Regions from separate parts of the Mus musculus genome. Here region 2 is linked to region 1. The links are chromatin loops, found by intact Hi-C in ENCODE. Cell type or tissue: left cerebral cortex. All regions are shown on one strand. Each heading gives the region's core, and the rest is flanking DNA. Links, peaks and the distances in the headings are about the cores only.

Evidence for each region. Peaks named below come from ENCODE experiments on the same cell type or tissue, not always from the same donor. Only the 100,000 strongest peaks of a DNase experiment are listed, where the experiment ranks them.
Region 2: a loop joins it to region 1, with 2.5 times the contacts of the local background. A loop is called at or near these places in 2 of 42 quality-filtered maps.

What each region holds. Positions count from the first base shown.
Region 1 is chr8:12,164,114-12,167,023 of GRCm38, reverse strand. No RefSeq gene overlaps it. Among named protein-coding and RNA genes, the nearest start is that of Gm33029, 75 kb to the left of the region's middle. In left cerebral cortex, for the core only: no CTCF peak of the experiment used is centred there; DNase peaks (open chromatin) are centred at 1,128 and 1,397; H3K27ac peaks cover 584 bases.
Region 2 is chr8:12,382,725-12,385,634 of GRCm38, reverse strand. No RefSeq gene overlaps it. Among named protein-coding and RNA genes, the nearest start is that of Sox1ot, 1.6 kb to the left of the region's middle. In left cerebral cortex, for the core only: no CTCF peak of the experiment used is centred there; DNase peaks (open chromatin) are centred at 371, 1,039, 1,381 and 1,527; H3K4me3 peaks cover 1,166 bases; H3K27ac peaks cover 711 bases.

The DNA of each region.
Region 1 (2,910 bases), core at 257-2,756:
AACTGAGACTTGGGGCTCTCTGCTTAGGCTCGACTGGCCAGCCAGCAAGCCTCGAACCCCCCATCCCCATTCCCGTCTCAGCTTCCCAAGCACTGGGATAACAGGCTCATACAATAACACTTCACTTTCTCTGTGGGAGTGGGGATTTGAACTCAGGTCTTTGTGCTTGCATAGCAGTTTCCCAACCCCTCGGCTGCTACTTTCTTAGTTTTACCTCCTAATGTCACAGAACCTTAGTGTCGGTCAGATAGAGGGAAGATAGCTGGGGACCCAGGGAGAACATTAATATTTCAAATGAAATTCATTGCATGCTCAGCCTGCCGCAAGGCCTGCATGACAGAAAAATCCTGGCTAGCAGGGCTACTTGACTGTTCATGTGAATTCTGTATTTGAGGCCTCTTTAGTCAGGGGCTTCTTCCAGAGAGTCCATTCCTTTTCCTTGGGTGGGAAACACTGTAACCCAAAGGTGAGACTGACATGAGCTTTGGCAATGAGGAAAAGATCCTCTGAGATAAAGGCCTTGTCGAGTGGTGGGAAGGGCCAACCCAAGGGGAAGAGAGAACCTGCAGGGATCGCAAGTAACTCAGGGGGAGTCTTTCTGGACTCCATATGCCAAATTCATTTTCTCTTGCTTTGTAAAATAATATCTGACCACACAGATATTCATTATTTTAGGTTCCAATTTTGTTTTATAAGCACAATGCACCCTCGTTCTCTGCAGTGGTGGATCTGGGCCACATTGCTTGGTGGGAACACACACTGTCGAATGACGAGATCTTCCAACCCCAGGTTCGTGGTAATATCTAAGGCTAGGGGTGCAGGGTGCCTATGATGTGAATCCTACTGGGCTCCCAGAGCAGCCTGCAGTCTGGGTGCCGGGCAGCAGCCCGGTGAGGCCTCCCTCACCTGATGGCAAGCCCACTACCCTGAGCACAGCCACCTCCCTGGCAAACGCGTCCCAACCCAGTCGGCCAGCTTTTGTTTCCCGTGCCCTGAGTTCTGCGTCTCTGAGCCCTGAGATTTCCCTGGGCGGAAGTGGCTGCACGCCTCCTTCCTTTGTCTCAAGCAGAGGGTTTAATAGCTAAAGTAACTAAAAAGGTCTAACAACAGAAAGGCTCTGGTTTCCAGAGAAACCGTAAAAACAGACCCAGTCTCCATGGCAAAGAGAGAAGCTATTTGCTTCAGCCTTTTCAGAGCGGAGCGAGCTGACAGCTTTCCTATAATCAGCCCCGGTGATTTGTAGCCACTAACTATATTATAATGTTAACTATGGGAGGTCTTCGAAAATACGCAGGCGGAAAAAGCGAAATAATGCGCTGGCTTTTCTCCACTGTCCCATGAATACATTATCAATTTACGATTTATAAAATAGTCTCTGCTAATGATTGCACCTGACGCGGGGAGGCGATGTCCATCTCGGAGGGTTGCCTTCTGCAGTTCTCTTGAGGTAGCTGCATCTCTTTAGAAGTCTGCATACAGTCTAAGTTTCTCCTCCTCTGTTGCATTCATTTCCAGGAATGGGAGTGGAGCATGCAATGTGGGTGCATTTGATTTCACCTGCTACATGCCAAGAGTTTATTATCTAAGGCCTGGAGCTACTGTTGCTTCGTGGTGTGTGTGTGTGAGTGTGTGTGTGTGTGTGTGAGAGAGAGAGAGAGAGAGAGAGAGAGAGAGAGAGAGAGAGATGCCATTACAGACACTGCCCTGTACTTCTAGTTGACACTCAGGCTGAGATGCGTGCAGGGTTTGCTCCTGCTGGGCTGGAGGCACCACAACTCTGAAACCTTCCTTTGCTGGAACATGCATGGATTTGAGTTTCAGTCTCCATCTTTTATTTAAAAGCCTGAATCTCCCTCACGAACACACTCTCTCTCACATCTCTCTCTCTCTCTCTCCTAATGATTACTGTACACAGGTCAGAGGTGGCTTCACTATTAAGTCTGACCAGATGAAGCAGCACAGTGTCACTAACTCTCTCTTGCTGGGACTGTGTCTGTCTGTCTGTCTGTCTATCTGTCTGCCTGCCTTCTCTCACACACATATCAGCCCACACATACATGTGACATGGGATTACATATTACATATCCATTATCATGTATGTCCCAAAAGATTTTTATCAACATGGAAAGGAGCACTGATGTAACAGGAGGGTCACCATTTTAGTTTGACCTCTGGAAAAATGCAAATATCTTCTCTTTGGGGGATATCACCAGAAAAAAATTAGATGAAGTATATATATATATATTTTTTAAATTAACTTTTATGCCACATGATAGGGTCTTCAAGAAAACTTGGAGTTTTCGACTGATCTTCATTAGCTTGGAGGATAGGGTCAGGAAGATAAATATCTGATGTCTAAGCTGTGTTACCTAACGGTTGCCTCATTTTAAAACAGTGTAATAAAAAGCTCGAACGCTTGGCCCCCAAACTTAAATGGCTTTGTGCAACTACACATTAATCAAGCTTGCCCAGTAGTGTGTTGAAGACAAATGTACTTACACTTTAACTTACATGTCAGGTGCATAGTCACAGAGCTGATGTGGATGGAGGCTTTCTCTCAGGCTGCTAAAATTTCAAGTGACCAGCACAGGGAAGGAGCCTCCAGCAGGCAGCATCTAAGCTACAAGGGAGATGCCTGAACACCCCTTCTGCACGTGGGGGGGGGGGGGGAATCTGCATAAAAGGCAACAATGTGTCTTCATTTCCTGCTTTTGTTCTCTAATCTATTTGAACGAATTTGATGTGGTCTGGAAGTCTGCAAGGGGAGCAGGGTGTTTGGGTGGGATCATCACTCAGCTGGCCCCGGCTTCCTGGGAAAGGAGGTGGAGGGCAGGTGAGGGCACTAGCACCAGAGAGGGGTAACGTGATAAATGTTCCATGTTGGAACCTAGGAAAAATCGGCAAACACTC
Region 2 (2,910 bases), core at 272-2,771, 220 kb before region 1:
CACTGAACAATACCAAACAAGTATTCTAATAAATAGCCGCGTTTTTGTTCCTGCTCGGCAGTGAATAGAAGGGAGCCGTTGCTTCGCGAGCAGCTGGGACGCCGAGCCGAGCGGGGAGGTGGAGCCGCTGCTCGCCCTCCTCTAGCCGCTCCCCAGCCGGGTCCCCGCCGCTCCCTATTCGCCGGCGCCCGCCGCCCCTCCCGCTGGCCCGACCGCAGAGGTTCGGGACCCTTGGACCATAGGGATTCCTCCCCCTCCTCCAGAGACGATGGCACCCCCTATCCCTGTCAGCAGTCACTTGTGGCATCCCACGGGCGGCGACTGTCACCTGGAGCGGCTTTCCGGCTTTCCCTACCTCTTGCAGGAGGGACGCCCCCACCCGCACTCCTGAGTCAGCGCGGTCATTGCGCGGGATCTGAGCCGCGCGCCCCCTCCGCCCCCACCGCGTCCTCGCAGTGGGTTTTTTTCAGCTCTGCTCTCGGCTGGAGCTTTGTTGTCTCGCCGAGGGGACACCTTGGACGTGGGCGCTGCGCCAGGCCTCCCCCGGAGCAGCGAGGGCAGGTTTCCCCCCTCCTACGATGCGCTCCTCAACCCCACCCCCCTCCAGTGCTCGCTCTACCAAGGGCAGCAACAGAAGGAAAGACAGAGTCTAAGGATCAGTGTGTGAACACAAAGCTCTCAGGTTAAAAAAGACAAGACGAAGAAAAAGGAAAGAAAAGAAAAAAAGAAAAAGAAAAAGAAAGTCGCCCAGACAGGAGTCTGTCAGGGTGCACACAGGGAGAGGGAGTGGGGCGGGACTCTCAGGGGCAGTAGCCATTGCGTGGCCAGCCTGTCTGCATGGGTGGGGGGGGGGCACGACCCTCCCAACACTCTGTAATCCCCTCCTTTGGCGGGTCCCTGACCCTGGCCTCTGCAAGGCTGGAGCTGCCGACCAGCCCACCGCTAAGCAGGGTGAACGGCCCGGGACGGGATGCAGCTCAGGAGAGAACCTCTGAGAAGGAGCCCGGCTGCAGCCGCTCAAGTCTGGCTTTCAGTTTCTCCTCGCTTCCAGGTCTCTCTTTCCCCTTTGGTCCCTAACTGTAGGAAGGTGTCAGCACTTTGGACTGGAGACCCAAACCCTCTGCGACACCTAGGAAATGTTCCAGGAGCAAACTTTCTTTTTTCTTTCTTTTCTTAAAGGGATGATAACTCCCAAAGCATTTACAATTCACTCTCAACCTAAGGAAAGACGTTCACTTTATATATATATGTATGTATAAAAATTGTACAAACAAAGCACACGTGACAGTACCAGTGTTTGCTCACCCGGTCGGGGTGCTGGCAGTGTGTACTTATCTGAAGCACACTCTCCTGGACAAATGCATGCGCCCCTCCCCCCGCAGCTGCAGGTTTTCAGCAGATCCGTGTCTGGCTCTAACCTCAGGGATAAAACCCCACATGACTCTCCCTCCGTGGATCTTAATCTAGGCAAGCACTTTGTCATTTGCAAATTATTTCTTAATCGGACCGAGCGATTTCGGTGTGCATGCAGTACGGGGATTTAGTGTGCAGAGGATCGCCGAAGCCGAGGAGCTGTCCAGGAATCCTTTCCCTAGTTGCAAGGCTTTTCCCCCAAAGACACGTTGGTCTGACCGAGAGGAAGAATAAAACCGGCGGAAGTCCTTGGTGACTCATTTTTGGGTTTTTGTTTATTTGTTTGTTTTTGCTTTTCTTCAATCTCTTTCTGAGAAACTGCATTCCCTTGGAGTTTTAAATAATTTAGCTCAGTTATTCCAAATGTCGGCAACACCAAGAAGAGGGAGTTTGGCCTTGGTTTTTTTTTCCCCCCTCAAAAACCCGGGTTTGTGCAGGAATCTGGGGGCAGGAAATGAGGAGACTTTGGAGTTGGAGTCGTTCCAGCAGACACCGGGAAGCGCTTTCCTTTTGTATGGAAAATGGAAACATTTTGGAATCCGGCTTTAAAACTTTGACTTATATTTTACATGTTAAATCACTGAAAGATTGGGTACAACAGTGTGTAAAGACTCAGAACCTGCAAATATTTGAATGGTTTTTGTGAGCGGAGCAGCTGCCAGTCAGCTGGCTTTGACAGGCTGTCACAGTTTTGTCATTTAATAGTGGGTGTTAGCCTAAGTGCAAAACACTCTGGCAAACAGATGTCAAACCCGTATCAATGGGGGTTGTGAAGTGGAGTTTAACCCGCATCACGGGGAGCTCCTGTGCACACGGATCCTTGGATCCTCGGATCCTCGGTGCAGGGGAGGTGCAGGATTCTACAAGTCAAAGACTGGCTCTAGGTACTGGACACACAACCTTGGGAGTCTGTCCAAACCAGGACGGGTCTCTCTGGTTCAGGCAGGGGAGAAGCTCATGGTCAACCAATTTTGCAGGCCGTGGGGGTGGGCGGATATTATGCCTCTCTGGACTTCTCTATGCAGTCTCCAGCTCTGGTTTTGTAGACCCTGGCTGCTCTTTGCCGATCCAGGACATTGCATAGAGTTTGGTGGACAGGCCACACGCTTTCCTTGGCCGCTATGCTATAGCAAGCCTTTTTAGGCTTTAGGAGACAAACTGAGCCCGCAGAAACTTCCAAAAGGTCTGTGGTTGAGTCAGACCCTATCCTAAGCCTGGCTGTGTTCAGGCCAGAGTCAAGGAGGCTCGGTGCCTAGCGCAGAGCGGCTGCTTTCAGTGTTTGTTTTTCTGCGCCAGAGTTGGGAGTCTGACACAGACCAGGCTTTGTCAATTGCTATGGGAAGCGTGGAGGGACCAAAGAGCGGAGGTTCTGGATTCAAGGCTCAAGCGAACATCTTTGTTCAGGCTTTCAGAGGCTGGCCTTCCATGCCAGCACACAAACAGGATCTTCCTTTGAAGATCTGAACAGCAGGTCAGACACAAGGGCCCGTGGTTTTA